Linked DNA regions of Homo sapiens: region 1 is linked to region 2. A link is a loop called in an ENCODE intact Hi-C map of the cell type or tissue named here. Cell type or tissue: CD4-positive, alpha-beta T cell. All regions are shown on one strand. Each heading gives the region's core, and the rest is flanking DNA. Links, peaks and the distances in the headings are about the cores only. Region 1 overlaps TMEM164 (transmembrane protein 164). Region 2 overlaps RTL9 (retrotransposon Gag like 9).

Region 1 (16,388 bases), core at 5,226-13,225, 270 kb before region 2:
CCTCTCGCTGTCTAGTGCCTCCTGCCCCTTATGCTTCTCCAGCATCTCCCTGTCCACTGGCTCCTTCCTTCAGTCTATACAGAATCTCTCCTGTTCTTAACAGTTATTTCTCAATATTGATACCACCCTTTAGTTATAGTTTTCATCTCTCTCCAGGCATTTACTCTTCTCAAAAGATTACTGAGGACCAGGGGTCCACCAAATGGGGTGCAAGAGATGTTCCATTGGGTGTGTGAAGAAAATGTTAGATTTCTATTCTAATAAAATTTCATCCTTTTAAATTTCCATGTTTGTGTGTCCTGATGTACATTTAGGTGTGCATATTTTATAATTTACAGTTATACATGTATATCATTTGCCTTACTTTCGATTCTTATCATCCTCTCTAGCCCCCTTCAGATCCACACCCACCTACATTCTCACCGATTTATGAGCTTCTCTCCCAGGCAGTCACACTGGCATCACAAATTCAGCATGGCCCCAGCTTCTTTTCTTGTACCTCACCTCCTCCAATCTGCACCCTAGACTGTAGGTCCCAACATAGGGAGAAGCCCCAACATCCCACCATCCATCTAAGCCATAGCCTGTGAGTCATCTTCAACTTCTTATCTTCTCTTACTTCTGCACAATACCCTGTCCAGTCAATTAATTAGTCCTGGCAATTCAACTTCCTTACCTTCTCTCAAATCTGCCCATCCTCTCTTCTCTCGCTGTGTCTGCCTTTGTTTAGGCATTGCTATCGCCAGCCCCTAACTGGTCCCTCTGCCTCAAGTAGCAAACCCTGCACACAACCACCAAAAGGAGCTCTGCAAAACTACATACCATGCATGCCTCTCACTCACTTAGAAAATTCAAACCAAAGCCAATACATGATCTACAGGGCCTCCCATGATCTTTTCCTGCACTGATATTCTTGCCTTATCTGTTAGCCTCCTCAACTAGACTATGAACTGTTGTAGGGCAGGGGTCCCTACCCTGCAAGATGTCTTCATTATTGCCACATAGCAAGAGGCAAGCACATTACCTGTCACCTAGGCGTGCCTTAATAGGTGTTTTTGGTCAACAGTATGAAAGTGAGAATAGGACTGTTTTGGGTAAGAACAGGAGAGTGGAGTTGACCTTCCTTTGAGAAATAAAGAAGTTTCCAGTGAGAAACTCTGGCCTATAGATAGGCCAAATGAATGGACTGATGTGGGGAGCTAAAGTTACCCTGGTAGTCATCTGATAAACATACTAATGTGTGACTTAGGACTGTGGGACAGGCCCAGGTGATACCATCTCTTCTTGCTAAGGCAGAATGATGAAATGAAACCCCAGCTTTTGACCTAGAAAGATGTGGCATTAAGTCTTACTGCCTGGGATGGAAATTCTGGCTTTCCTGGTTACTGGCTGGATTGATGTTGAAAAGGGGGATAGTGATTATAACAGCCAGCATTTAATGAGTACTTACTATATGCCAGCACTGGGCCAAGGATTCTACAGGTATTATTTCACCACAACTGGATGAAGTAGATACTGTTATTCCCATTTATGAATAAGTCAACTGAGGCTCAGCAAAATTAAATGATTTGCCCAAAGTTGTATAGAGAATAAATGATGGAGACAGAATTTCAATCTCAGCAGCCTGACTCCAGGCTGGAGATACCGATTGGGAGTCATCAGTATACAGATGGTATCTAGAGCCAGGAACCTGGATAAGATTACCTAGTGAGTGGGAGTAGCTATAGAAGAGGAACATGGAATTGGTTCTTGGCCCCTGTAGTATTTAGAGATGAGGGACATAGGGGAAATTCAGCAAAGGAGATTGAGAAGGAACGCCATTGAGGTAGAGAAAGAACAGAGGGTGATGTGCGAGAATCCCAGCACAGAAAGTCTATTCAGGATGAGGGAATGATCAACTGCATCAAATACTGTTGATGGACCAAGTAAGATGAGACCTGAAAATAGACCAGGACTAGTATTTCTAGTTGTGCAGGTTGTTAATTGCATAATGGAGTGAGTGGTATCTAGAATCTCTCTGACACCCTGGCATGGGGTTGAGCCTTGGCAGAAGAAGGAGAGCCTATTTCACATAAAGACGCCATGTGGGCTAACTTCCATCCTTGTGTTGCCTACTGGAATTAGAAACATGGAGGTCATTGGTAACCTCAACAAAAGCAATTTGAGTGAAATGGTAGGAATGAAAATGTGATTGAATTGGATGGAAGAATACTTCAGAGGAAAGGCAGTGATGGCGATGAGTAGAGACATCTCTGGAGGAGTTTTGCTGTAAAGTATAAAGGAAAGCAGAGAAATAGAGGTGGAAGCTCCATTACTACCACAAATGGAAGTGAGGTCAAGAGCTTTTGTTTCTTTAGATGAAAGGTATTTTAGCATGTTTGTTTTCTGATAGCAATGATCCAGTGAGAAAAACAGACAATTGCTGGTATGACATTCTTGAGTAGGTGAGAAAGGATAGGATCTAGTACAGGAGTGATGGTACTAGCCTTAGCCAGCAGCACAGGTGCTTCCTGCATAGTAGCAGAGGAAAAAGCAGCTGTGGGGATGGGTGCAGGGAGGAGGGAGGTATGGAGGTGGGAGCTTATGCATGTTATCTTCTAATGGCTCTCCATGCCCCCTCACCTCACTGAAATAGGAAACCATTTCCTCAGCTGAGAGCGAGGATGGGGAAGGTCTGAGGAAAGCAGGAGAAGTTGTGAAATAGTGGCCTGGGAGAGAGGAGAGTAAATGGTCTTGGGAATATAGTGAGATTGTAGAGCAGCATGAAAGTCTGGCACTAAGTTTGTTGTCATGAATGTAAAGGGTTAATAGCATGGCTTTATATTTTTCTCCAGACATGTTTGCTTGCATGGGTTTAGGGATGTGAAGTCAGACAGTTGGATTTAGCCAGGAATGTGGTATTGCAAGGTAAGTAGGACAAAAAGAGAGAGTGTGTCAGGAGAGTTGGGAATGTACTGAAGGAAGTGATGGGCCTTGAACTCAATGCTGGTGAGCATAGAAGTGAGGACATGAGGTTGGTGAGGGGGCAGTAAAAAGGTGGTAGGATCAAGACTGTAGGTCCTGGTGAAGTGGGAAAATTGTGAGAGTAGGGATATTAGAGGGAGTGAATTGGCCAGACACAAGGTGGTGGCTGGATAGTAGGGTGCATGACAGAGGTTATGGAGAGATCACAGCCATTAACAGTAACTGGTGTGACCATGTGAAAAAGGTGTGAGGTAAAATGGAGAGGAGACCTTGAGGAGCATGGAGGGCAAGGCATTGAGAGGCCAGGGTGTTGCTAAATATTGATACCGCAGAGATTTTGACAAAGGAATGTTGGAAAGGCATCACAGGGAGGGGAAAGGCAAAACCTTCAAGGACTGAAGAAGGGAGGGTATACATGGAGGGGGCCGTAAATCCGTAAATGACTGCAACAGAAAGGAGTAGTGGGTGCCATAGTCTCAGGACATGAGATTCAAATCAGCAGAGTGGTTAGCAAGGAGGCAGAGAGAATGGTCTGGAAGAGACAGCAATTTAGAAACATCTGTGAGGCACAGAGAGGCACTCCCTTGGCCCAGTTGTGTAAGGTTATATGAGAAGAAAAACCCCCACTACTTGAGAGAGCTGTCAGGATAGCAGTGTCTTCAGAGAGGAAGAACTAAGTTTTTCTTAAAGAAAAAAGGTGAAGGGACTGCTCAGGTGACTGATGTAAACAGGGAAGTAGGGGCGTGGTGGGATCAGTGGTCTCCATGGCAGAGGACAGTGGTGTAGCTGTCAGGGTTGTAGAGTGGGAGGAAGGAGGTTGAGATTCTTTCCACGAACAGAGTCCACGCACCTACTGTTTCAGACAGTCTAAACTCTAGAGCCCTAGAGAACTTTACCACTCTGGTCTTTTGATTCTAAAAAGGATGTTGACTTGTGAGAAGGTAGTTAATGACCTGTGTTGCTTAAAGCATTTTTATTACTTTTGACTTTAAATTGCATTGATGCAGGACTTTTTGTCTATAACCTCAGGATTCCTCCAGCTGAAAAAGAACCAGGCTATGTATATTAGAGTGGAATTCCAGGTATGAGTTCTCTAGTGTGTAGAAATGAATTAACCAAGTGGAACTCTTTCTAGGGAAGTATGGCATTTCACAGATATTACTTGTAAAATGGGGAAAAGAGGGTCAGGGGAGGCTCGCTGAGAAAGTTCCCAGAACTCAGCCCAGACTCGGTGCTCAGTAAAGAACTGTCTTAGCTGGGCATCATGGTGCATGCCTATAGTCCCAGCTACTTGGGAGGTTAAGGCAGGAGGATTGCTTGAGCCCAGGAGCTCAGGGCTGTAGCATGCCATGATTGTGCATGAGAATAGCCACTGTACTGCAGCCTGGGTGACATAATGAGACCCTATTTCTTTAAAAACAAAAACAAAAACTTTTTCCTCCATTATTGATTGCCCTTTCCCCCTGTCCCTGTGCCTATTGCTGTTTCTTTGGATGTTATTTAATTTCTCTGTGCCTTAGTTTCCTGTATGTCAGATGCGCATGATCATAGTCCCTACTTCATAGGAAAGTTGTAATAATTAAATGAGATAACACTATGTGTATTAGTCCGTTTTCATGCTGCTGATAAAGACATACACAAGACTGGGTAACTTATAAAGAAAAAGAGGTTTAATGGACTCACAGTTCCATGTAGCTGGGGAGGCCTCACAATCATGGCAGAAGGTGAAAAGCACGTCTTACATGGTGGCAGGCAAGAGAGAATGAGAGCCAAGTGAAAGGGGAAACCCCTTATAAAACCATCAGATCTCATGAGACTTATTCACTACCACCAGAACAGTATGGAGGAAAATGCCCCCATGATTCAGTTATCTCCCACTGGGTCCCTCCCACAGCACGTGGGAATTATGGGAGGTACAATTCAAGATAAGATTTGGGTGGGGTCACAGCCAAAACATATCAACGTATAGAAATATTTAACACAGTACATGGTACATAATATAAGTACTTAAATATGATTTGCTATTAAATGACAAGTGGTAAGTTCTTGGCTCCCATTCAACTCTCTTATTCTTGCCATTATGTTTCTTCTTACTTCACCCCCTTTCTCTTACATCTTCTTCCCTTTCTCTCCTTCTTTTTCCACACTTCCTCCTTAACCTATTTCCTCTTTCCCTCCCCTGGCTTTGGTTGCAGTGGCATATGCACCTAGTTCAGTACTCTTTGTGGCCCCCTGAAGTAGAGAAGTCTTAGAGTAGGGGTGAGGCAGCCATCAGAGGAAGGAAACTGCTGGTGGGGACAGTCTCTTGGCCATTCCATCTGAAGTCTGTAGTGTAGCCATGGTGGCTGCAGAGATGCAAAGGGCCAGTGACAAGAGGCTCAGGAGCTGGGAGGCCTATGTTGCAGGGCAAGTTTGGCTACTGTGTGATGTGTGGCTGGGGCACCAGACAGTAGGCAGAGCATGCTATGAAGATGAGGATCATTTGAACAGGAAGGGACTGGGCTAAATCACCATGTGGAGGGACGAGTGAGGACATGTGCATGTCCTGCCCCTGGTCCTGTTGCTGATACCACTATGACTACTCCCATTCATAAGGGTGGCTCCTCCCCACGGGGCATCTCCTGTCAGTCGGCCTTCTGTGGGAGGGAGCGAGTGAGCAAAGGATAGCTGAGTGTGCTGGCTAAGACTATAAATTCTAGAGCCAAACTGCTTGGATTTGAATCCTGGCTCTGTCACCGAATGAGAATGTATCCTTGAGTAAGTTATCTAACTTTTCTGTGCCTCAGTGTCCCATCTCTAAAATGGATATAATTGGAACAATACAGTTCTTATGAGGATTTGTTTAAATTAACAGTTTACAAAGTGATTTTCATAGTTCATGGCATAAAAGAAGTACGATGTGAGTTTTTGTTATATTTTAAAAATTTTAAAAATCATACAACAATCTTAGAAGACTTACTTTCATTTTACCGATGCCAAAACGGAGGTGGAGAGGTTAAGGGCCTTGGCCAAGGCCACAGAGCTACCGAGCAGCAGAGTCAAATCTAGAACACAGCTTTGACATACTCCAAAGTCCTAGCTTGTAACTGCAATGCTTAACTGCCTCCCTGGACATTCAGGTGGAGACTTTGCTTTCTAGGAGAGCTGGGAGGCAGGGTGAGGCAGGTGGGCAATGTGAGTCAAGGTGGGTGGTCAGCAGTTGGAGTCTGAGAGGTTGGGAGAAGTACTGCTTGAGGACACACCTGGGACTAGTGGCTGCATGCCCTTGGCCCGGCTCCTTGGTTGGGGAGAGCAGCCTGGCTTCCCAGGCCCATTTCAGGGACAGGTCAAGTCCCTTAGGTGCATGAAGGTGCTGATTTCAGCCAGAGAGCTAAGCCTTCTTGGGACTTTTTCCTTCCTTCCCTATTTTCCAGGTGACCTCAGTGAAGTTAATAACCCTTTTGCACCTCAGTTTCCTCATCTGTCAATTGAGGATAATACTTTACCTGTCTGCTTCCTGGGTATTTTGAGACATTGAGTAGATTGTGGATGTGAAATCATTTGAAAAGCATAAAGCAGTACCTAAATTTAAGATACTAGAGTGATCTCAGACCACATTACTGTGAGGGTCCAGTGTAGATCTCTCAGGCCTCTCCATAGCTACCTTGTGCTGATAATGCCCAGTGTCCAATTTCATGACCTTTTCCAGCTGGGGTCTACAGTGATACTTGGACTCTTACCTCCTTTTCTCAGTTTTTACATTTCCCTTGGTGAGTGTAAAGTAATAGTTGAGCAGCATGTGGGTCCCTGGGAAATTATTTTCCGTGTGGATTTTTATTTTTAAGAGCCAGAGCCAACGTCTGTGTCCAGCCTCCACAGTTGTCCCAGCTCCCATTCTGGGAGCTCTGCCATCTTCTTGGTTTCAGCCCTTGGCATAAGACAGACCTGGGCTCCTGTGGCTGGGGAGCCTGTAACTGCCTCCTCTCATTAGCAGACAGTCTTGGTTATGTGCTTGCCCTGTGGGGAACAGGGAGGCAGCTGACCCTTTCCCCTGGGTGCCTTTGTCTGTCCTGGCATACTTTGGGGTGTGTGTGTGTGTGTGTGTGTGTGTGTGTACACGTGTGTGTGTATGTTAGAGATTCTGTAAGCCCAAGAGGCTAGGCCTCTTGTCAGCTGCCAAAGTTCTTTTTTCCCCAGAATTGAGTTAGCCACCCAACTGTTTCCATTCTCTGCCCGCTGCGAAGCTCTACAGCAGGGCTGCTGTGGCAGGTCAAAACATGCTCTGCTTTGAGAATACAGAGATTCCATTTTGAGAGAGATGGGAAACAGGAGCGAGTGAGTGGGTGTGTTGGATGTAGGGAAAGTGAGGACATTCTTTTTGGTAAGCTGTGCCAAAATTGGCCCAGAAGCTTGGTCTAAACTCAAAAGTAGGGCTAATGCTGGGCTGACACCCAAATATCCAATGGGGAAAGTTTATTCTTGGATCTAGACCCTATGAGACCTAGCAATCATTTTTTTTTCTCATCTGGAATATGGGGATAATTCTACTCCATATATTCTTCATGTCAAATGAGAAATAAACTTGTAAATAGTCTACCGTCTAGTCTCCAGGAGCAGGAAGTGACATAAGGTTGTGATTCTTAAAGTATTTTGCAGAATACAAACTGTTACTAAAAAAAGAATCACTTGCTAAATAAGTTTGGGGAACACTGGATAAACAATGGCATGTTTTTTGTCTGTAGGGGCCACTCAGGTCCTTCATATTCCAATAATACACATGGGAAACCACCAAGGGGATATATTATATACTACATCTCCTAAATTTTTAACCAAACTTTCTTAGTGGAGCATTTACAAGTACCTTCTCTACAAAAGACATCTAGGAAGATCCTGATCTAGATCAGAAGAATATTCATTTTGTTCTTTTTTTTTTCCTGCAATTGTAAAGAGAAGTGAATTGGTGAAATGCATGGGATTGCTGAAATATGGGTCCTGAACAGCAGGGGAGGTCAACTTTGGACTCTGTTGAAATGAATGCTTCCTGCTCTAAAACACTTCTCTCCCTCCTATCCTCACAGCTCCCCTTTGAATTGGAGATTTACTACATTCAGCATGTTATGCTCTACGTGGTACCCATCTACCTGCTTTGGAAAGGAGGTAAGGCCAGCAAACCACATTCCTATGTAACCCCCACACCTAACCTCTCCCTTCTGTTTTTGGGAGTCACAGCCTCTTGGGTGCTTCCCAGGATCTTCAGCTGCCGCTTGACTGAGTTTCTTCAACATAATTTATGCCGGGCACCAGGAAGTGGGGAGATGGGAATGGACGAGGCCTGCAAGGGGTCTGGGGACTTTTTAGACCCACCCTTCACTGGGTGACTATGGTGCTGCTGACTGTCTGTCACAGGGCCTGGGCTTTGGGTTCTTGATGGTGGCATTGTGTTTGCATGGAGCCCCCCACACTGTCACCTTCTTGTACTTGTGCCTTCCCCCTGCCTCAATGTGCAGTGTGGGATAGAAGGAGAGAGTAAAGCACTCGGTCCCCTCAAGAACAAAAGAAGATATTGTAAGGGGCAAGAAGTCCGGGGACCAGGGCAATTATGGGATTGAGGGGAGAGGCAGGTGAAAGAGTGGTGGTCACCCATGTAAAATAAACCACTGAAAACCTTCATTTGGTGAAGAGGGAGAGACCACCAACCTGGTAGAGGCAGCCTGGAAAGGAAGCTGATCTATTTGTAACCTCTCAGTGACCCTTAGATTATCCCTTCCCTCTATTGTGTAACAGACAAAAGGAAAGGGGTGCCTATCCATCTAGGCTTGTTGTGAGAGCCACTCCTTCTCAGTGTTCTTTACTTTCTGAAAGGCCCTGTGACTGGAAGTCATCCTCTTTTAGTTTTAGCCCCAGCCTCTCTATCTCAGTTGCTGAGACTTTTCTGCTCCTACCTCACTCCAGGCAGCAAGGGTTTCATTTCTACCATACTGAAAGTGGCATGAGGCCACATGGGCCCTTGAGCTCACTGGAAGATAGTCTGGGAGTTCTGCTGGGCACTGCTGCTTCTTGGCTTATGCGTGGATGCTCTAAATCAGGCATTCCGGCAGATCTTAAGATCTGGTGTGAGATAGCCCCAAGGACTGGTCAACCCAGGAACATATTACAGGATGGAGTCTACTTATAGTCCAGAGATTTGCCTCCTATGCCTTGATTTCTATCAGTTCTCCATACTTGCCTAAATATTCTTTGAGACTGCTTTTACCCTGTGCGGCCACTTGGGGTCTCACGATGTCCCAAAACACTTCCTTTTAATTTGCTGTAAAAGCACTATTTTCCTCACGAGGCTTTAAGGAAAGTCTGAAGTTCCAATATCCAGGAGACTTGTGCCATTTCTCAGGTCTGTCCCCTGTGGCACAGGAAACAGCCTCTTAATATTAAGTCTCAGAAATACACACATTCTGAATAGAACCAGGCAGATAGGTGTTCCTGGGCCTCAGAACCCTGCTACTCATCGTTCCTGGCTTCTGAGGTGTGTGATGGAAGTCCTAGCCAAATCTGCATGGCTGTTATTTAAACATATTTGTACTCTAAGGTCACCATAAAAATCTGTCAGGTAGCTGGGTTAGACTGGTCTGACATGGAAAATACCAAGTAGCCATCTTTCCTCCCTCCAAAAGAATAATCCAGGAAGCCACATCCTCAAGACTTGGCTAACTCTAAGATAATTGTATCTCCTTAGAGCAGATCCTCCCGATAGCCCAGTTCCCTAAGTGGCGAGGTGAGAGATAGTAGGGCTGTAATGAGAGACAGTATGCTCTGTTATTGCTAATAACCAATAGATACCCTGGTGCAGTGAGGGTTTAGCTTGCAGCACCAGTGGAGTGATCTCACCAAACTGACTTTTTACTCCAGGACCTCAATGAGAGCATCTACCACCCCGCAGAAGTTGATGGGCCCCAGTACCTTCTATCTGGCCAACTTTGAGCTATTTTGAGGGCTCATCTCCCATCTCCCTTTCCAGCTCTTTACTGCCATCTGCTGTTCACTTGGGGGGAATTATGAGCATTGAGAGAAACATCTGGATTTCTTCACCTTTGATCCCAAGCCTTGGACCTAGGCCTTGCAGAGGGAGAATGGATCTGAAGCAAGCTGTCAGAAGATTAGTTTTCTGTAAACCAAGAAAGCCGAGAGTCTGGGGCTTCTGTTCCCTAGAAGTCGCTTGTAATTTTGTAGAAATAAATGGCTTAGCAATTTTTACCCAGTACAAGACAGCTCTCCTATAGGTATCTCCCATGCCCAGGAACCCTGTTTTCCTGAAAGGCAAGGTCCTGCTTGAGCATATAGTGCCTCTTCCTATGGTTTGGGGTGGGTGGGTAGGTGGCGCCTTGTGGGAAACCCACTCATCCCTTATTGTTGCAGACCTTATGCACTGTCACAGTACATGGGACCTCTCTCATCCACACTGCTCTTTTCTTCCTCTGGCCTGTCCCTTCATTTCCCTGTTTCCTTTCCTTCAAACTTGTTGCCTGTGGCCCTCTGGAACTCTATTTCTTTTTTTTCTGTGTTACAGTATTTTTAAATTTAATTTTTATTAGATACTGACAAATTATGCTTTTATATATGTGTAGGGTACAAGGTGATGCTACGCTATATGTATACAATGCAGAATGATTGAATCAAGCTAATTAACAAACTATATTTCTTACAAACCACTCCCAACCCCACCGGCAGCTCTGCATGGGGCACAGAGCCTTCCTGTCTCTTGCCTACAGCTTCCTCTAATGGAGGCTGCTCTTTCTGCCCTGCCCCATATGCTGCAGAGCCCCCTCTGTCTCTTCTAGAGCACTATCTCATCTGTACGTTAGGGGAAAAAGGCTTTCTCTTTTACTATTCTCTCTCTTTTTTTTTCATCACCACCATCACTTGACCTCTTGGTCCCTTCCCCTATATTCCTAGAAGTCACTGGCCTGTAGCTCTCAATATTTCCATTATAATTTGAGCCAACATCCTGAGAGACTTCTTGTAAGGACCACCCATCCACCCCAGCTTCTCAAGGTTTGGGCTTCTTAATTGCAGTGACCTCAGCATTCCCTTCTTTTCAGCCACCAGGACCTTGTTTTCCCGTAAAGCTCCTCTATGTGAGAACGTAACTCCTGTTATGTTCTTTCTTTGACCCAAATCTCCACTCCTTTCCTCTTCTTCCTATTCAGCTTGTATCTCCATGACCTATCATTGAAACTTTCACTAGCTCCTGAAAGTGTCTCACCTCCCTTGTCCCTTCCAACTGGGATCAGTGTCCCATGCCTTTTCAGTGTGCCCAGTCTTGGCCTACTGGAGGAGCTCTTTCAAGCCATTCTGATTAGGGCCATGAAAATTTCATGATGTCTATTATAATTGTGCTCTCAACACCATTGCTCAATTTATTTTCTGTCTATGGCCAGCTCCTCCACACATTGCCCTCACAAGTCCTGTGCTAAATCTTTACCACCCTCCTCAAATTTCCTGTCTACTCTGTTCAAACCTTCTGTTCTCTCCACCCTCAATAGATCCCCCCTCTCCCCACAAATGACTGAGAAAATTGAGGTTTTGGGATGGAAATTTCCTCAACACTTCTCTCTACCTCTACAAGCTTCTTTACCCACATCCATCCCTATCTTCCTCCTTCTCATCCTGGAAGAAATGGTGTTCATTCTGTTCTGGCCAATAATATCCCTGTGCGATTAGCTCCCACCCCTGCTACCACCTCTGGAGCCTCATTCTATCAATTAATCACTTATGTACCTGGATATTCTTTTTCTTTCTTTTTTTTTCTTTTTTTAGACAGGGTCTCACTGTATCACCCAGGCTGGAGTACAGTGGTGCAATCACGACTCATTGCAGCCTCAACCTCCTGGCTTACATGGTCCTCCCACCTCAGCCTCCTAAGTAGCTGGGACTACAGGCACATACTACCACACCCGGCTCATTTTTTTTTTTTTTTTTTTTTTTTGTATTGTGTAGAGACAGGGTTTTGCCATGTTGCTCAGGCTGGTCTTGAACTCTTGGGCTCAAGTGATCTTCCCACTTCAGCCTCCCAAAGTGTTGGGATTACAGGCATGAGCCACTGTACCTGGCCATTAGCTGAATTTTCAACCCTCTCTTCACTGCTGGCTTTTCAGCCAATACAGATGTTCAAATCTTTCCCATTCTAAGAAACTTTCTCGCAATCCCATACAACTCTGTCTTCCCTCTTCCCTTCACACCTAAGCATCCTAAAAGAATAATCTAAACAACATTTTCTAAAATTTAGTTCTTTGGGCAAGACAATTTTTGTCTTATCCACGTAACCATGTGTGTTATTATGTATGTAATACATGTCCTTAAATCTATTGAGTTTTTTTTTTTTAACTAAAATATATACGCTTTCAAGAGAAGCCCCATAATATCCATGAGATTGTGGCTTTGATTTACTGGTTATCTATTTTAACACAGTTTATATACAAAACTATTAAAAATGAAATGTTTATCTGTTTGCCACCTGAAATCACCTCATACATGGTGCATAACTTTGGGAGACACTGGGGTCTGCCCTTGAGTTTTCTTCTCAATTACCCTTTATTCCTCAGACCATTTACTCTGATATCTAACCCTCTACCAGACTTTTCACAGAAATGGTGCTTCTAAAGATCACCAGCAACGTCTGTCTGACCAAATCTAATGACCATCTCTCAGTCTTTATCCTACGGAATGCTGTTGCATTGGATGGTATTGATCACTCCGTTTTGGATTGCTCTGCTTCGGGGCTTCCAAAGTTCCTCCCTTTCCTGGCTTTCCTACCTCACCAATCATGTCTTCTCAAGTCTCCTTCACAGGTTATTTTTTCTCACTCCTCTGAGATGTTGAGTTCTGTTCTAGGCTCACATCTCATTCTAATTGTCTGGTATGGTTTTGCCTGCTTTCACGGTTTAACTACTAGTCTGTCTAGTTATGGCTGCTACATCACTGTCTACAGCTCAGACTTACGAGAGTCACATTCATATAGTTTACTCAACTTCTCTACCTAAATGTCTCAAGCATATGTCAAACCCAACCTGTCTGTGTCAAACTCATTATCTTCCCTGTCAGCCCTCCTGCTCTTCTTGTGGTTCGTGCCAAGTAGCAGCATCCAATCACCCCAGCTAAAAACTGGGAATCATCCCTGCCTCCTGTATGCAATGCATCCGTTCATCTCACATATATTAACATATGCCTTCTTCCTGCCAGGATCCAGACTGACCACTGGGGTGCCCTGATAAGCAAAAATCAGACACCACCCTGTCCTTCATAACATTTATAAGCTAGTGGGGGTGGAGTGGGGAGATGGATATGAATCAAATATCACATGAATTTATAGTTATGACTGAGATAAGTACTCTGAAAGAAAGGAACATGCTCTTATGAGAACTTAGAACAAAACAAGCTGACTGAGTTTGGGGGTTTGGAGGAGAGTTCCCTGAGGAAATGACATTTAAATAGAAATCCAAAGGGTGAGTTGGAGCTTATTAGGCAAGTACAGGATTAGGGGAGGTGACTTCTTGTAGATGGGCAAAATGGCATGTACAACAGCACTGTGGCAATGGGGAGCACAAGGGGAGTGGATGACACTGGGCCTGAGGGGCAGGCTGGCGTCATATATGAAGGCTTTGTCACCCATGGTCAGGGGTTTGGCCTTGATTGCCAAAGCTATGGGAAGCCTGTGAAAATGTGAAGAAGGGATATAACATCAGCTTGCTTCACCAATTGATTCTTCTCTGATTTAACTTATTTGCACATTTTACACATTTTAATTCAAAAATCTAAAATATAAAAAGCCATACTGTGAAAAATATATTTCCCGTCCCTTCCCTCCATCCATATAGTTCCCTGCTACAACTCCACGAGTAACTACTATTTTTGGTTTTTGTATATCCTCCCAGAGTTTGTTTTTTTGCATATACAAGTAAATTTTAAAAATATTTTCCCCCTTCTTCAGACATTCATCCTAAAATAGCAAATACACAACCATCCTGTTGTTACTGTTTTGCTTAGCAATATTTCTTGGAGAGCTTTCCATGTGAGCCCACAAGAAGCTCCCCCTTTCTTTCTTTTTTTTTTATAGTGGCATAATATTACATTGTGTGGATGATAGAATACAGTATAATAAAAATGGCAGAGCTTTGACATAAGACAACTATATGCCAGATATTGTCACACACTTTTCCCATGCATTAACTCATTTAATCCTATAACAACTCTGTTAGGAAGGTGTTATTATTATCTCCCTTTTATGGAAGAGGAAACTGGTACTCAAATAGCAAGTGACAGTCCCCGGATTTGAAGCCAGTAGTATGGTTCCACGGTTCTTGCTTTTAATCATAACACAAAGTTACAACACTATATCATAATTTATTTTTTTCAGTCTGCTATTGATGGACATTTAGGTTGTTTCAAATCTTTTGATAATGTAAATAACACTGCACTGAAGGAACTGGTACCTTTGCCATTTTGCGTGTGTGCAAGAATATCTATAGGATATATTCCCAGAAGTGGTAATGCTGAATCACAGTATATGCATTTGTATTTTTGTTGGATATTTCCAAATCCATGAAAGTTGTACCAGTTTAAATGTTTACTAGCAATGTATGAGAGTGTCTGTTTCTACACAACCTCACCAAATTGGATTTTTGCCCATCTGATGGGTTAAAAAAAAAAGGTATATCAGTTCGATTTTAATTTTAATTTCACTTTGAGTGAAGCCAAGTGTCTTTTTACATATTTAAAATTGGCATTTGGCTGGGCATGGTGGCTCAAGCCTGTAATCCCAGCACTTTGGGAGACCGAGGTGGGTGGATCACCTGAGGTCATGAGTTCGAGACCAGCCTGGCCAACATGGCGAAACCCCCTCTCTACTAAAAATACAAAAATTAGCCAAGTGTGGTGGTGCGCATGCCCGTATTCCCAGGTACTCGGGAAGCTGAGGCATGAGAATCGCTTGAACCCAGGAGGTGGAGGTTGCAGTGAGCCGAGATTGTGCCACTGCACTCCAGCCTGTGCAACAGAGTGAGACTCAGTCTCAACAAAATAAAATAAAATAAAATTGGCATTTGATTTCCTCTTCCTTGAACTACATGCTCCTATCACATGCTCATTGTTCAATTGTGTTGGCCTTTTTACAAAATTTGAATCCTAAGAGCTTGTTACATATAAATATTAACAGTTTACCCTTTATGATATGAGCTACAGATATTGTCCTCAGTTGTGTTTTCTTTTGACTTTGCTAATGTTTTATTCTTGCCATGCAGGATTTTAAAATTTCTTTTTCTTCTTCTTTTTTTTTTCTTTTCTTTTCTTTTTTTTTTTTTTGTCTGAGACGTAGTCTCACTCTGTTGCCAGGCTGGAGTGCAGTGGCGTGATCTCAGCTCACTGCAGCCTCCGCCTCCCGGGTTCAAGCGATTCTCCTGCCTCAGCCTCCCAAGTAGCTGGGACTATAGGCACGTGCCACCACGCCCGGCTAATTTTTGTATTTTTAGTAGAGACGGGGTTTCACCATGTTGGCCAGGATGGTCTTGATCTCTTGACCTCGTGATCTGCCCACTTCGGCCTCCCAAAGTGCTGGGATTACAGGCATGAGTCACCCTGCCCAGCTGAATTTTTACCTTTCTATGTAATTTATCTTTTATGGCATCTGAATTTAGAGTCATGGTTAGAAAGCCCTTTACTACTCCAAGGTTATAAAAAATATATATCCCATATTTTCTTCTGGTATGTTTATAGTTCCTTTTATTATTATTTTTTACATTTAAGTCTTTTATTCACTTGGAATATATCCTGATATACAGTGCAAGATAAAGATCCAACTTTATTTCCAGCTGGCTTCCCATTTGTCCCCACACTGTTTATTAAATAGTCCAACATGATCCAATCTGCTTGTGGAGAAGATCATATTGGCTGCTGTGTGGAGAAATCACTGGGTCCTCCTGCTCTTACCTCCTAAATATCTCTCAGACTCATCCTCTCCTTACCATCTCTAGGACCAGTACCTTGGGCCAAGCCTTGCACATCTCTTCCCTCAATGATGATAATTGGCTCTGTGTGATCTCTCTCCAGCCAGCCTCCTTTGCTCCCCCTAAGCCCATTCCTGGAGCTACTTCTATAGCTCAAATAGGATCATAGCTCTTTGTCATTTGGAAGCTTTCAGTGGCCCCCCATCTTCCCCAGTGCACAAGACCGTATGACCTGATACCCAACCCCTTCTCCAACCTCATGTCTTTACACTCCCTTCTTTATACTGTACACTGTGGTGATACCCAAATCCTTGGGGTTCCCTGAGTATTTTATCCAATTTTCATGCCTCTGTGCCTTTGAAAATGCTGTGATTTCTGCCAGGAATGCTCTTCTCCAGCTGTGGGCCTAGAAACATTCATTTGTCAAAACTCATGTCAGTAGTTACTTTCTCC
Region 2 (16,388 bases), core at 5,086-13,085:
AGCATGAGTCAGAGCCTTTCATGGGGTTTTGTGTAAATGTATTTTCTAAGAGGTGCTGTTGGGATTTTGCATACAGGTCATTCTTTTTAAAAAGGTCACGTTGCAATTTTTCTATCCTTTCTTGTGTTGTTATCCCTCAGGGAAGAAGATGTAGAATGCCAAATTGCAAAGGGAGCTTGTAAAGAGGGGAACATTAAAATTGGATAACCAAGAGCTCCCAGAGAGGGCCTCAATGGCTGAAAGGAGCCCCTTCTGAGCAAATGGGTAGCAGCGTAAAAGCCAAATTAACCTGGGAGGAGAAGGTATGGAACTTTTGGAGAAACACTTTGTTTACCTCACCATCTTACCATATCCAGCTGGCTGTTTCTCCAAGAATGTTAGTGCTCCAGAAGGGAGGGAAACCTGTCCCCACTGCTAATAGAAGAGGCTGAAATTTTCTTTCAGAGTTTCCAGATGTCCTTGGCAAATGCTAGCAATAGTCATTCTCTCTCTTTTAATAATTATAATAAGCTGCTTTTTAAGGGAACATTAACTGTGTGGTAGGCTCTATGCTAAGTGTTTTATATAAGGTATCTCTATTAATCTTCACTATGATCCTTCCAAAAAGGTATTGCTATTACCCTCAATTTCCATAGGAGGAAACGGGCCCAAAGAAGTTAGACAACCTGGGCAAGGTCACCCAGCTAGTAAGTGGAGGAGCCAGAACTTAAACGCAGATCCACCTGACACCAACACCTGGTTCTGAACCATGGTGTGCAAGTCCTTGTAAAGTCAAACAGTCTCTTTAATAAGCTTGACTATATTTTCTCTTTTACCAAATCACAGAACATCTGGTCTGCTTAATTTTATGAGACTGTAATTACAGCAATGAAAAGGATGTTAGCCTACTCTGAAAACCCTAGCTGAAGGGCTTTCTATTGCTTTGTTTAGAGATTTGTTCTTTTCTCTCCACCTCCACCCCCGACTCCCCAAATTGGATAGTAAGTTCTTCAAGGAAGGTTCTGGAAAGTGGTTTTTTTTTTTTCTTCAAGTTCTGTGTTACATGTGCAGAACTTGCAGTTTGGTTACTTAGGTATACAAGTGCCATGGTGGTTTGCTGCACCCATCTACCCGTCACCTACATTAGGTATTTCTCCTAATGCTATCCCTCCCCTAGCCCCCCACGCCCCACAGGCCCCGGTGTGTGATGTTCCCCTCTCTGCTTCCATGTGTTCTCATTGTTCAACTCCCACTTATGAGTGAGGACATGCGGTGTTTGGTTTTCTGATCTTGCGATAGTTTGCTGAGAATGATGGTTTCCAGCTTCATCCATGTCCCTGCAAAGGACGTGAACTCATTCTTTTTTATGGCTGCATAATATTCCATGGTGTATGTGTGCCACATTTTCTTTATCCAGTCTATCATTGATGGACATTTGGGTTGGTTCCAAGTCTTTGCTATTGTGAATAGTGCCGCAATAAACATAGGTGGGCATGTGTCTTTATAGCAGCATGATTTGTAATCCTTTGTGTATATGCCCAGTAATGGGATCGCTGGGTCAAATGGTATTTCTAGTTCTAGATCCTTGAAGAATCTCCAGTGTCTTCCACGATATTTGAACTAATTTACACACCCACCAACAGTGTAAAAGCATTCCTCTTTTTGGTTCTGGAAAGTCTTATGCTCCTCTGCTTTCTATAGTTCTCATAGTGCCTGGCATGTAGTGTGTGCTCCATAAATATTGACTGATTGATGAATGTGTGGATGTTTCATGCAATAGTTTTTGGGTTGTTCAACACCATTTCTTAATGCTAAGCAAACAGGTTAGAACCTTCAAGATGTCTGTTGTCTTAATCTAGTTGCTTGCACTGAGGTAACTTTTTAATATCATCTCTGCACAGGAGCTGAATGCCTTCTTTGGCACCTGGATGATTGATTGTGTTTTCTCCTTTTCCTCGGAAAGCTCTGGTATTGCGCAAACGCTGCTTTAGGTGATTAACAATGCCGCCAACTTCACCAGTCACCTTTGCAGACAATTCTTGAATTTTATAGGAAAGTGGGAACCTGTTTAAGTATAGTTTCTAGTTAATTCTGCTTCCCCATCCTGGTTTGCTCAATGCTACATAAAAGATTTTCTTTGTGGAATGAGACAGAATAGAAAAAATAAAAATACATTCTCAATGGCTGGGTGAAGAGAGTCCTTGAGATTTTACCAGCTTGGTATTTCTCACTGTTGGAACTTCAACCCAGGATGCAGATTCATCCTAGTGAGCCTCACAGGAAACTCTGCCTTGGTCTAGAAGATACAGTGCAAATATATAGGATAGGACAGGTAAGGTCAGCAGAAGCCACTTTTCAGCACATACCATGTGATTGCTAGAATAATACAAATAACAACCATTTACTAGCAGATTACTATGTGGCAGGTACTGTGCTAAGCATTTTCCAGACATTCATTATTGTTGCCATTTTTCCAGGTGAGCAAACTGCAGCTCAGAGAGTCTAAGTGAATTTCTTTGTCTTTAAGCAGTATGAGATAGACCCTGGACTTGAACTCAGGTCCATCTGATTCCAGAGTACATAGTCCTTTTGCTACAGTGCTTTGCAGGGAGCTGTGCTGGCTTCTCAAATGGTTTGGGGCTATCTGTGTGAGGCTGACAAGAAAACTATTTAAAGGCTGGTAGAAGAGGGCCCTAACAGAAGGTCTGACTCTCATTTTCTTTCTATTTGCAGAAGATAATTCTTTCCTGTTTCAATATCAGAAGGGGATCTAGCTGAAGGCAAAAGGCCACAGGGTTCTGGTGAGGCACAAGTTCAAACCTTGCTGTAGTTGGACCTGTTCTACTGACTATCAACGGCCTGGGTCTGTGGGTGATCATAGTGTCAGGGGGCTGGAGATTGGAAGTTCAGAGTGGAAGAGCTGGCATATGCCGCAAAATGCACCCTGTTGGGATGGAGCAGGAAACTCAACTGCAGCTGAGTTTAGTGGGGCACCCAAAGAGAGTGGCAACAACAGGTATCAATTTAGAGAAGCACTTGGCTTTGGTGAAAGCAGAAGTCCTGCCCAGCCTAGCTGAACTGAGCAGGAGCAGGTGAGGCTTAGGAGTCCTGCCAGGTGCTAGTAGCAAGGATGGGACTCTAGTCCTTGGAGGCAAGGGTGAAGGAGTTGGGAGCCTGGGAAGAACCAGACAAAATCCCAGTTCCACAGAAACTGAATGACTAGACTGGTGGCTCTCAACTGAGACAATACTGCCCCCTAGGGGACTTTTGGAAAATGCAAGAGGGTATTCAGAGGACTGGAAATGGGGATGCTAGATGTTCTCCAACGCCCACGACAGACTTGCAAAATGAAAAATAGTCTAGCATCCCGAATAATTTTTGAATGTTCTGCTGGACTTCCATGGAGCTGAAAACTGCTTTTCTAATTATCTAAACTTTTACTATAAATGTTTTATACCTAAGCATAAAGGGTTTTGCTTCCCCTGCCCCGACCCCACAGTTTTAATCAACTATTCTGTAAAGATATGGAAGATTACATGGTTACAGAGGATCACACAGACTCATTCACCATTTCAGGAAATCATGTCAACAATTGTGATGTTGCTTTTGGAATTAATCAATATAACATATCAGTTTGTGTCCATAACTGTTGCATTCATGGGGATTCTATATAAAGGCACAAGCTTCTGACTACTTCATTTAATCATTCAATGTAGTCCTGTGTGAGCATTTACAGAGTTAAATACATAGTGTTTTATTATGTATTGCTTTATTTTCTCTTTATGTGGCAGGACATATAGCTATCTTTTTGAACTTATGCGTGTAGGTAGGTTATAGTACCTAGAAATTTAATTTCAGGATAGTAAAGGGGTGAAGCAAAAGCAGATTTATTATAAAAGAGAGGATGTTAAGTCTGATAAGGTTGAACACCACTGTGCTAGCCTGATGGCTTCGTGAGGGCCAGGACCATGTGTTTTGCTTCCGTTTGGCCTAATTAACTGAGGTGCTTATAAATAATGAATAATGAATGTGGATGCAAGCACACAGCTGGAGTCAGGCATGTAGGTCAGCATAGTCGGGGTATATAAAACTGGCAGGAGATGGGGACTTTTTTTTTTGAGACGGGGACTTTTGATCACCAAAAGAAGGCAGGATCCCAGTTATCAGAAGAGAAACCATAGTTCAGAGTTTGCCTCAAAGCTAGAGCGTCCTAATGTCAAGGCCCAGGGCTTCCTACAGTCCTCTTATCTTGAGACATGCTGGAGCCAAGGGACTGACGTCAGATGGTCCCAGTGGTGAAGAGAGTTGTGTTTACATTCTCACTTGCTGGTATCAATCGTAGGGGCCCAAAGACCTCACTACCTAAAAAGAGGGCTGTTTTCCAGCTTAGCTGTACCTCTTTGCATTGTTTTGTCTGGCCAAGACAGAGAGGATACCAGGGAAAATGAGGCTCGAGTATTGTACGTATAATCTGTCAATGCCCTCCATGCCCCCATTAGGATCTCAGGCTGTCTTGGCCTTCAGGCAGATCCAGCTCCCCCATTTTTCTGTTGTTGCTGCTGCTGTTTTTTTTTTTTCACTCCCCTGATCCCATCAATAATACGTGTACTCCTTCCTTCTGGGTCCTGTCCTCAAAGGTAACTGCTAAATATCTGACAAAGGAATGGCTAAAGCCTTCAGGGCTCCTGATAAGAGAATGGGCTCCCACTTAGCAAGAAGGGCAGGGGGCAGCACCTCACTTAGAGATATGGTACATAAGTACAGAGGGAGGTATTGAACCACCTGTTGTCAGGAGCAGAAGGGACCCTGAGGTCATCTGGTTCACTAGATCCCAAACCTGGCTGTACAATGGAATTACCAGGAATGCTGTTGAAATACAGATGCAGTGTGGCTCCTAATCCTCAGAGTCTGATTCAGTAAGTCCGAGATGAGGACTTGAATTATCTGCATATTATTAACAGTATCACTGGTGATTTTGATGAGGAACCCAGTTAGGGAAACCACTCAGACTGACTTTCTCGTTTTATGGGTAGCCAGCTGAGTCACCGACAGGGATGATGACTCGCCTCGGGTCACAGAGCAAGTCATGGCAGAGTTGGAAATGGAACTCAGGGTTTTTCCTCCCCTGTATTGGTGGTGGGACGATCTGACATTATTAGTGTGGGAAGAAGGACCTTAAATTTCACTGTACAAGCTGCTGCTCACTCTGCCTAGAGGTAGAGGACAGAGGGCATCTTAAAGGTTGTTTTTCGTTATAATAAGCAGTACATTTACTTCAGAGTTTGGAAGTGAATCAACAAAATACCCATCAAGATTAGTAGGACAAGAGGAACTCGCCAATATCTTTGACGATGTCTATCCATAGAAAGCCAAGTGAAATAATGGAGGTAATTATCCACCTATTTTCTTTGAACACTTTGACCGAAAATCTCCTGGTAACTGAGGGAAAATAGGAGCTTTTAAAAATTGTTGTCTCAAGTAGCCTGAATGACTTCAACTCCCACTTTACTTTTCTTTTTCTGTGGAGATGCTCTCCCAGATGCTTGTCTCCTGGGGGTAGCAGCTTTCCACAGACAAAATGTCCACAGCTTTGGGAAGCATGGAGGGAGAAGGGAAACATTAAGTGAAATGGGATGTCAGGTCAAGCTGCGTTGGTGGTGATGTAGTCACCTGTCGTTTCAAGATAACCTTTTGGATCCTAGATATGTCGTAGCTGGGGCCTTGGGACAAGTCCCAGCAGCCTCCAAGCCACAAGCTTATCATTTTGGCGCAATTCAAGGCAGCCTCCTTGAAAAGCTCCACGATGGCAGCTGCTCCATCAGCAACTGGATGAAAACAATGCCAAATCTCTTTATTTAAAATTAGGCACTTCCTATTTTGGTTCCTAAATGGCAAATCTATCTGCTCTCTGCCTCCAGTCTTCTGTGTCCAAAGCTGCCTTAATGTGAGGTATTTCAGCAGCGATCAGCAAGTGTCTTCCTATTTATAAGCAGCAGAGCTGCCATGGGTCACTGCACTTGTATCTCTGAGCAAGAGAAGTCAGGGGGCCTATTGGAAAGGAAAAATACTGTGGCCTCCGACAGTGAACCTTGGCGTGGGTCAGGGAAGACTGTTCAAGTGCACCAGAGAATGGAGCTGTGATGAGTTCAGTTTTGTATCACTGGCATGGAAGTCAGTAGCCTCAAGATCTGGGAAGAGTTTGGTCACCACTAATTTGCTACATGACCCTGGGCAAGAGTCGTCCCTTCTCTGGGCTTCAGCCTCACCATTTCTGGGGAAAAGGATGCACCATTTAATACATGGTGCCATTTACTGTGACAACCGGCCTGCCACCAAAATATAAAGCTGAATCTTTATCTCACTCCTTATTCCAAAATATAATCCAATTAGGTCAGATTTAGATGTTAAAAAGAGAAACCATTAAAAGATTAGAAGAAGGCATAAGAGAATATTGAGGTAGGGAGTCTTTGCAAAGCAACGAGAAACTGTAGAATCTATGAAGAAAAAGAATGATAGATTTGACTATGCAAAAATTTAACAACCTGAGTATGGTGAAAGATATCTCATGCAAAGTGGAAAGGCAACATATAAACCAGGATAAAGTCACAACATAGAAGGAAGACAATGGTTTATTATTCAGAATACTCCACCAGCTCCAGTGTAAGAAGTGCATTATTTTCTTTACAGCACTTACCATGATTTACAATGACATGATTTAGCTACTTGTTTTTCTATTATTTCCTCTGCTTACATGTTAGCTTCATGAAAGCTCAGGTTTTGCTTACTCACTATTATATTTCTAGTGCTAGACTGGTGCCTGGCATACAGTAGGTACTCAATAAATACTTGTTGAAGGAAGGAATAAACGAGCTTCTGTAGACCAATGAGAAGATAATGAACAATTCACTAGAAAAATGCTCAAAGAATAATGAACAGGCAATTCACAGAGGAAAGGCAAAGGGCCTATGCCCTATTAAAAGGAACACCAATCAGTAATAATTAAGAAATGCAAATTAAAACAATATTGAGATGATTCAGATGTCAGCTTTTACCTCTCAAATTGGCAAAAATTTAAAAGGTCACTAAAACCCAGGGTTTGTGAGAATCTGGTGAAACAGCACACTCATTCACTCTTGATGCACATCTGGAGGGCAACTGGAAATGTTATTTGAGTCAGCAATTCCTGTCTTAGGAGTTTACCTTTGCAAAATGCTCCATGTATAAGGATGTTCATTTAAACATTATTTGTAAATAGGAGCAAATTGAAAAAACTAAATGACCTCGGTGAAGGACTGGTTAAATCATTTATAATACATCCCAATAATGACATACTAAGCATTACTATGCTAATGATTAAGAGTTTGAGCCTTGGTTAGACTGCCTAGGTTTGACTTCCTCCTCTAGCTTTTATGAGCTGTGTGACTTCGACCAAGTTTCTAACCTCTCTGTGCCGTTTCTCATCTGTAAAATGGGAAAAGTAACAATTCATGAAGTTGTGAAGAGTAAATGAGATAATTCATATGAAATATTCAGATAGGACCTGGCACAGAGCATTTAATAATTGCTACACATTACTATTCCAACTACTAGTATAATGATGACAATGACGATGTAGCCACAAATAAAGACAAGCTAGATCTTTAAATACTGATGTGCAATGATATCTCCAATATAGTATTGTGATAAAAGCAAGTTGCAGAAGAGTAAGTATAGTAGGATCTGATTTTTGTTAAGGGTATTATATGTTACACATACAGGAAAAGACTGGAAGGATAGACAGACTGTCAACACTGGGGAGTAGAATAGGAGAGGTAGATTTTCCCTTGAGCAATAATTAGAGTTGTTTGAAACTAGCATGTGCTACTTTTATAATAAACAAAAGATGTAAAGGGAAAAAAAAGCTCCGTTTGGAATTCCGAGGACAGTTAATCCCACCAGGCTTCACATCCCCCAGTTCTTGGCCACAGCCCAAACGTTAAGCCTCCCTGCTCGTCATCTGTCCTCTCCCATACCATCCTCATACTGCTCAGTGCTCCCATCCCTGCCACCCCGACTCATCCACCTCCCCACTACCGCCCTCTCTCACTCTTCTCAGTACCCTCTGGAAGCCCCCACCTTGCAGTAAACAATTCCCCCTACACCCTGGATAAATTTTACAGAGCACTATTGTCTACCTCCGGGCCTGGAAGTGCTGAAACCTGAGTCTCCACGGCGGATCTCACGGCTTTGCCACCAGCGCCCTCTAGTGGACACTGTCCACACTCCCACACTACAGGCACCCTAGGGCTGGGAGGTGGGGTCTGTGCTCTAGCTTCCCCTGTTTGCTTCCAGGCTGTTAGTCCTCCGTCCTCAGCCAAGAACTCCTCCTTCTCATGCCATCTGGCTACTTCTCTCCTCGTTGACGCTTCTTTATAACCATCCCCTCCTGGTCAACCCCCCCCCACCCCCACATTCAACGAAGAGTTCGACATCTGGCTCATTGTCTTCTTCTCCACCCCAAGTCCTGACATCATTCTGGGTGAGTTGGACATCCGTGATCCATGTACAGGACACACTCTCATCCTAGCCTTACCATGCTTCATCATCAGTCAGAACCCCCTACCATCTACACCTTGCTGGCTGGCCTCAACGCTCTTCTTTTTACCTCAGGAGGCTCTCCAGTTTTTTGAGCCCCCTCCATCCATTTCTTCCATCCCATCAGCCCCTTTCACCTTACTACCTTCCCTCTCCATCCTGGAACATGATGATGATGATGATAAGAATAACAACTAATATGTATGTGCCAGGCATATACTACCCATCTTATGACATCATTTCAGTAATCTCATGTTATCCTCACAATAACTTTATGAGGAAGATACTATTGTGGTTTTCCTTTTAATGAGGTGACTGAGGCTCAGAGAGGTTGAGTGACTTACCCAAAGTCCCACAGCAGAGATGAGATTTGAAGTCAGGTCTGTTTGCTTTCAGAATCTTGCGTATATCCCCAATTCCCTTGCCCTGTGTCTTTCTGCTGCATCCATGAGGCAAAATCCTAAGTCTGGATAAATTTAACTGACAGTTTCCTCCTCTGTGCTTATGCCCAGATGGAGGAACATTGCTGGAGAAAATCCCATCACTTTGTTGGTTAGTCCCACCAGAAAGTCATAGTTTCCAACCTCAGCGGGGCCCTCAACTCAGCTAAACAATCCTTCTAAGTAACTGTCCTGACAATAGCACTTGCAAACTTTCTCCACTGCCCTCTGGAGTCAGACTGTCTGGGTTAGAGTCTGCTTTGGCCACTTCCATGCTCCATACCATGCCAGCCTTTAAGAAAGGGTGAAGTGGAGGAAAAAGGATGAGGGGAAAGGGGAAGTGATATGTATCGAGTGTCTTCTAGGTACCAGCCACTGTGCCAGGTGCTTTGCATGCAGTGTTTCATTTAATCCTGCCAGCAGCCCTGCAAGGGCAATACTCTTGTTATTTTTGCTTTACAGAGGAGGAAGCTGAGGCACAGACAGGTTAAGTCACTCACTAACGTGACACAATTTGTATGTGGAGAAGCCATCTCATTCGTTTAGACCTTCCTTATCTTGATGAATTATTGTGACAAGCTGATAAATGGGTCCCCTGTTACCTATCTCATGCCCTACAATCTACCTTCCATTCTGTTGCTGGGACAATCTTTCTAAAATGCACATCTGACAGTGCTACTACTCTGCTTAAAGTCCTTCCAGAGCTTCCCCTCAGTCTTCAGAATGAAACAGAAACCTTTGATCTTAATGATTTGGCCCTGTCCTTCCTTTCTCACTGCATCCACTACCACTTGCCCATGCAGTCACACAGTACTATTTTTGGCCACCTGATGACACCTTGCTTTCTTCTGAAGAAAGAAGAAAGCATATATATATATATTCTCTGCCTCCCCATCCTCCACACCCTTTCCTGCCCACTTTAAATGCTCCTCTTCTGTGCTTTCACAGCATTCATGTTTATCCCAGTGTGTTATAATTTCCTGCTGTCTTCTCTGTTTCCCCCATTAAACTGGAAGCATCTTGAGAACTGGGATTGTGCCTTAGTCATCTCTGTACTCCCCAGGGCCGTAGCACCAGAGCCATGGTTAAATCTATGTTTGTTGAATGACTGAATTAATGAATGAATAGAGTGAATGAGAGAAGAAAAAGCTCTCACTTGGAAAGTTTAGTGACATGAGCTGTATGGTATCTGATTCTTGGCTGAAGCTGCTGCAGTTTTTCCCTATGACTACAGTGCTATAAAAATATGTCTGCACATGGATAAAGACTGGAAGAGAACTTTCCACACAAAACTAAGAGTTGTGTTAGAGTGGTGAGTGATGGATGCTTTTTTCCCCATTTTCAAAATGTTCTTTAGTGCTGCTTTTGGATTGTTTTGGCAATGTAGCAGACATTGTAGAAATGGAATTTGGGGCTCCCATGGAGGAATCGACAACCAATATGTATTGATGCCCAGTGTACTCTGCTGGGTTCTGGGTGCTGTGGGGAGATGGGTGGGTAAAGGCGACTCATTCTGACTCAGGTTTGCATGGTCAGGAATCTTGCCAATTACGTTGGATTTGCTGGAATAAAAAGATAACTTTCAAGAATTTTCCAAGCTCCTGGGTTGAGGTATTTCTTTTCTCCCAAAGCTGGGCCGCAAACAAAGATGGCTTTTGTTTGCAGTAAAATACTCATTCCTTCAATTTTGTCCTGCAAAGTGACTTCTATAGCTTTGGGAGTCAGGTTTGCTGAGTGGGGAAACTGATTGTCCATGCTTCATTGATTTAGAAATGACCAAAAATGTTTGCCTTTTCTGGCTCTTGAATAAAATGTTTAGGAATTTCATTGGCAAAATGATGAAATTGTTCCCTTTACTGCTGCAAGACTTCCAAAACTATATATCGTGGGTTAACTTAACCCAGAAGAGGCAAAAAAAAAAAAAAAATGGGAAGCAGACTCAGATGATTAACACTCTGCCTTAATTGGGTGCTTACTCACTCTGCCGTGGCAAGGCACTGTGTTCTGGACTTTGGAGATATCTCATTTAAAACTCTCAACAGCCTGTGGGTAAGGGACTGTTATTGTTCTCATGGTAGAGATGGTCAAACTGAGTTTCATAGAGGCTCAGCTCTGAAATCATGAGACCAGGATTTGAAGCCGAGTTCAGCTGGTTCCATGGGCACACACTAACCATTTGGCAACAGTGCCTCTAGACTAGTCTGGCTACAAAGGGACAGAGGTATGTATTTATTTTGATTTAACGAACCGTTGTTTAATGTTTACCATGTCCCGGGCACATGGTAACTGCTTTAAAAATGTTAGATTATTTACTTCTCATAGACAACCCTGTGAGGAGGTACTATTATTAATATCATATGACAGGTGGGAAAATGGAGGCACAGGGGTGTTGAATCACTTGCCCGGGGTCACTCAGGCTAGCATGTGACAGAGCTAGAGTTACAATCCAAGTGGCCATGTTCAGGTGTGTGGCCCATTACCTTGACTCTGTGCTGGTTAGCATGCTACCCCCTGTGCCCTGTCTGCATAGCTCTGGCTCAGAAACACTGAAGACATGGGCCTCTTTTTGTAGTTTTGTAACAGATTTGTACTTTTTAAAGTATTTTCCACCATTAAAGCCATACGCTCTGCTTCTAAGCGTCCTGTGGGGTTGGTGGGAAGGGTGAAAACATACTCCTGTCCTTCTATAGCAAGACTAGCTTAGAGGCAAGGTGGCCCAGTGGTTAGAGCATGCCCATGGTGCCAGTGAACTCAGCTTCAAATCCTGGCCTTATGATTTCAGAGCTGAACCTCTCTGAATGTCTGTATCACTATCTTTGCTAAAGGAAGAGGAAGCTTTCTCCCGATATCTTCATTTACTTCCAATTTTCGGTTTTTGGGGGAGAGCTGGGTTTCCTCCACAGCTAGGCGCTGGGTGGCGAAGGGCTTTTGGACTGTCACTACTTTTCATTCGACAGAGACTTCAGGATAGCCCCCTTCAAAGGCAGTCTGTTTGGGGTCATCAGGAACAGACAGAGTGCTCTTCCCTACCGCACTCATCCCACCTAGTGCCATCTATCCTTACCCACTCTGAATCCCTCCTCTCGGCAGGCACTGCCTCATTCCCCAGAGCCAGGCCTAGACAATGGCGGCTGCTCAGCTTGGAGGGAGGGGGAGTGAAGAGGCAGCAGGCCCAACCTGCCAGCTTGAAAGCTTCATTTGACAGGGGAGGAGGCACATCTGGTTTGGGTTTTCAATTCAATTCAACAATGATTTATTGTGGGTCTGCCAGCTGCAGAGGTTCTGGGCTAGGCTAGGCAGCAAGAGATGCAAAGATAAGTAAAATATTGTCTGTGCCCTTAAAGGAGTTTTCTAGGTTGTAGGGGTGTGCAGACGCAAATGAGCATTTTTTTTTTATGCGATAAGCCCTGTGCTTAGCAGTTTACCTTGCCTACATTATTATGTCTTTGCATCTTCCCAGCAGGTTTTGTGATGGAGGTGGGTAAACTATTATCACTTCATTTTATACACATGAGGAAACAGAGCCTCAGAGTGGAAGAGACTGGCCCAAGGTCACATTTTTAAGAATGGACCAAACCAGTTCTGGAACTATTACATTCTTCTGCTCCCCAGAGGTGATGAAGATGATGATGATGACAAAAAACACTTACTGAGCTCTGGAGGCCAAGTCTTGTGCTATGCAGGCTGCAGATATTATTTTACTGGCAACTTCCAACATCCCATTGAGGCTGATGTTGTTATCCCTTTTTCTAGAAGAGAAAACGGAGGTAGCCTTGGGAAGTGATGGAGTTGGAATTTGAAACCAGGTCATTCCAGTCCACCAGCCTGTACCATAAAAGAGGTAGACACAGGGTGCCATGTTCAGGGGCAAGAGCAATGAATTGTGCCTGCAAAAGCTTCATGCCAGAGATGGCATTTACATTTGGCCTTGAAGGGTGAGATGGGGTTATGATTGGTAGAGTTGGGAGAGAGGGCATCCCAGTCAGAAGGGATATTCTGAGCAAAGAACCCAAAGAGATGACTTGTGGAGCATTTTGATTGAGAGGCTGTAGGTTCATCCGGCATGCAGGCCGGGGACTCTGGGTGTAGAGGAACAATGTGAAGGAAACCAGAGATACGCCTGATGGTCTAACACATTTTTGTCAAGTTGAGGTTCTTATTTTTTTAATTAAGAGCAGGTACTCTGCCCCAAAGGCTTTTCAAATGATACTATCTTGCAACCCATGAGCAAACACACTCGAGTCTCTCACTGTGTAAATTCTACTGTGCTGAGAGCTGCGGTGAATACAAAAGAAAACAACTCAATTCCTCAAGTGTGTGCCGATGGCCCCCGTGTGGTTGAGGAGGCAAGATACACACAATCAGGAAAAGCAGCAGCTAGCATAGGCAGTTAGTGATCAGGGCCAAATGAGTTTTTCCAGCCGTCAGATTTCAAGGAACATGAACGAGAGGAAGGCCGGCAAGCTTAAGGCCGGGTGGGGCAATCAGTGTAGCTAGCATTAAGGGCTCTGGCCAGGCCTCCCTTCCCCAAACTGCCACGGTCTCCAACCATGTCTTGACCTCCCAGAGTTTGTTAGGGAAGATGGGACCTTATGGGATCAGAGACAGCGCATGGGAGCTGGGAAACGGAGCCGAATACCTGATATTCCTGATCCTCCAATTTTCTACACTTATTCTCATTTCCTGGCAGCTCCTCCAGCTGCTGAATTGTATGTGTATGTGTGAGCCGTATTTTAAATTAAGCAGTGAGTTCTTTCAGCTCATCATAAACATGCTAAAAAGCTTCAGCCGCGGCCTGAGCCCACCCCCGCCCTTTACACACACAGGCAGCAGCTGGGGCCACTCGACCCCACACTCTAATGTGCATTGCCTATGACTCACCAACAAAAACGACTGTATGTTTCAGTCTCCCTGGGTAGCTGATTCCTAGTTGTGGTGGGAAATCTCAGTCCGATTTGGAAGGCAAAGGGCCTCAGCCCCGCCCTACTGACTGTGAATTCTACAACATATGGAGCGCCTACCTTGTGCAAGGCATTGTGGGTAAGTCCATTCATCTCTCTGGGCTTTCCATTTCCTCAGCTTCAAAATGCATGTACTAATCCTGCCGGCTTTACCTCCCTCCTAGGGCTCTGTGTCTCAGCCACACTGGTCTTTCAATTTCTGCAACATTCTCGGTCTTTTCTCGCCCCAGGGCCTTTGTTCGTGCTCCTGCCTGGACTGCCCTTCCTCTTGCTTTTGGCATGGAAGGCTCCTTCCTAACCTTTCAGTCTCAGCTTAACGTTACCTCCTGAGAAGAGCCTTCTCTGACCACCCACAGTTAGATGCCTCCTGTTCCTCTCTTACATTTCTTTTATTAGCAATGCTTCCTTAACCCCATTTACTGCTCTGGGTAATTATGTCTATTTATATTTGTCTATTTATGGTATGTCTCTCCCACTGGAATGTAAGCTCCAAGAGGACAGGGACCTTGTCTGTGTCACTCAGCAATGTGTCCCTCTCCTCTAGAGTGGTGCTTGGCACATAGTAGGCTGACATAAGCAAAACCATCTGGAAAATATTTTCTTCCTGAGGTTCTTGCCAGACATATGGTTGCTGAGGGAAAAATTATGGCAGAACTGTGTCATTCCATAGGAAAAAAAATCAGGCTAAAAGGGAAGAGTTTGTTGAAAACAGTTCTGTTTTAGAAACCAGTCCTTGGAGTCTCATCGCCAGACACAGTCTTATGAAATTAAACAAAAGAAATAAAAAGCATAAAAAGCTAAGTTTTTATTGGGTATTTACTATGTGCCAGGAACTGTTCTAAGTGTTCTACACAGATTATCTCATTTAATCCTCATCATAACCCAATGACGTCAACTCTATTATTAGCTCCATTTAACAGATGAAGGAATTGAGGCTCTGGGATGTTAAGAAAAGTGCCCAAGGTCACACAGCTAGCAAGAGACAGAACCAAAAGTTGAACTCAAGGCAGTCTGAGTCCAAGTCCACAAACTAAATCATCTATGCCACCTGCAGCCCCCACCTCATGTTACCCTACACCTCCCACGCCACCCCCAGGCACGATTCTACTACAGCACTGGCCACATTGCAGAACAGGGGTTTGTTTACTTGTCTGTCCTTCCTACTAGACGAGGAGCTTCTCAAGTGCAGAGACTGGATCTTATTCATTTTTGCTTCCCCTGTGCCTGGAAGAGAGCTTGTTCTGGAATAGCTAACCAAGGAATATTCGTTGAATGAGCAAATGAGTGAGGGAGTAAGTGAATCCATATTCCTTAATATTTTCAGGCTTCAGGCTTATGGGCTCATGTGTATTTCCCTGGTCAAGCATAGCACTGGGCACAAGGGTATTCTGGTGCAAGAGGTGCCTCTCACCACAGGGTACAAGAAGGACTAGCTCTGGCTGGGTAAACCAAAGCAGTGTTCCACAGAGCAAGGGGCTTGATCCAGAAGGTTTCATTTTGTCATCGGTCTAAAAAGTAGCTGGACCTGTTTAGGACTTAAACAAACTTTCAGTGTTCCAATCCCATCTCAAATCCTTTGCAGAATGAGGCAGGGTGTGGGGAGGTGGTGGTGGGGCAGTTATAAATAAACAAATACCCACAAACCGGCTGGTTTTTTAAACAGAATTTGCTTCAGTCAGTGCTGCACCACATTTTCCCAACTGGCCTCCGTCGTGAGAACAAGTGGGAACTTTCATACTGAATGGCTTTATTTTTATTCTGACCAGATGAATGGCAGGAGTTTTGGCTCGGGAGGCAGGTTTCCGATCCTCAGCACACAGTTTGCTGCCCTACTGTGCCCCGTCCATCACACACAGCGCCCTGCACAACATACCCAGTCATTGCATCTACTGCCTCAGCCCTTGAAAATAATTGGGTCATTGTTTTATTACACCAGCGAGAGAGCTGCAAGCCTGTTAGGATTATGTCATTGATATTTGCGTGAAAAGGCAATCATGATATGCTGGTCATTTAACACAGCTGGGAATGCAACTGTGTTGTCATTGTTTAAGGTTCTCATCCAGCCCCTCTGACTTTTTTGCACAGCCCAGCCCGTGAAAATGGATCACTCTGATGTATGTCACCTTTAAAATGCTTTCTAGCCCTTCAAGGGACCAAGCAGGATTTAACTCTTTTCATGCACTTGGACTTTGCTGCTTGTAGGCACAGCAGTCTGAAGGTGAGAGATGCTTGCTTTTCATACTTGTGGGAGTTGTACACCCTAGTGGCAGGATGCTGCCATACAGTGTCATTTGTTCACTAACTGCTGATCAGAGCCAAGGACAATTTTGGCTCAAGAACAAATGAGACCTAATGTCTGTGAGGGAAGACTATGTAGATAAGTCACGGGTCAGAGTTGTGTTGCGACTTGTATTGTGTGCTAGTTTCAGTAGGA

What was found. A loop is a pair of places that touch in the nucleus more often than their neighbours do. Peaks named below come from ENCODE experiments on the same cell type or tissue, not always from the same donor. Only the 100,000 strongest peaks of a DNase experiment are listed, where the experiment ranks them.
Region 1: a loop joins it to region 2, with 7 times the contacts of the local background. A loop is called at or near these places in 44 of 110 quality-filtered maps.

Annotation. Positions count from the first base shown.
Region 1 is chrX:110,136,777-110,153,164 of GRCh38, forward strand. TMEM164 (transmembrane protein 164) reads left to right here. Exons shown (of 7, transcript NM_032227.4): 5 at 8,022-8,100. Among named protein-coding and RNA genes, the nearest start is that of MIR3978, 63 kb to the left of the region's middle. In CD4-positive, alpha-beta T cell, for the core only: CTCF peaks have their summits at 9,226 and 9,954 (motif pointing left); DNase peaks (open chromatin) are centred at 9,215 and 9,965.
Region 2 is chrX:110,405,103-110,421,490 of GRCh38, forward strand. The region is part of intron 1 of RTL9 (retrotransposon Gag like 9); the gene reads left to right. It also overlaps a transcript of AMMECR1 not described here. Among named protein-coding and RNA genes, the nearest start is that of RTL9, 54 kb to the left of the region's middle. RefSeq lists enhancers at 2,926-2,975, 13,226-13,726. In CD4-positive, alpha-beta T cell, for the core only: a CTCF peak has its summit at 8,215 (motif pointing left); a DNase peak (open chromatin) is centred at 8,229.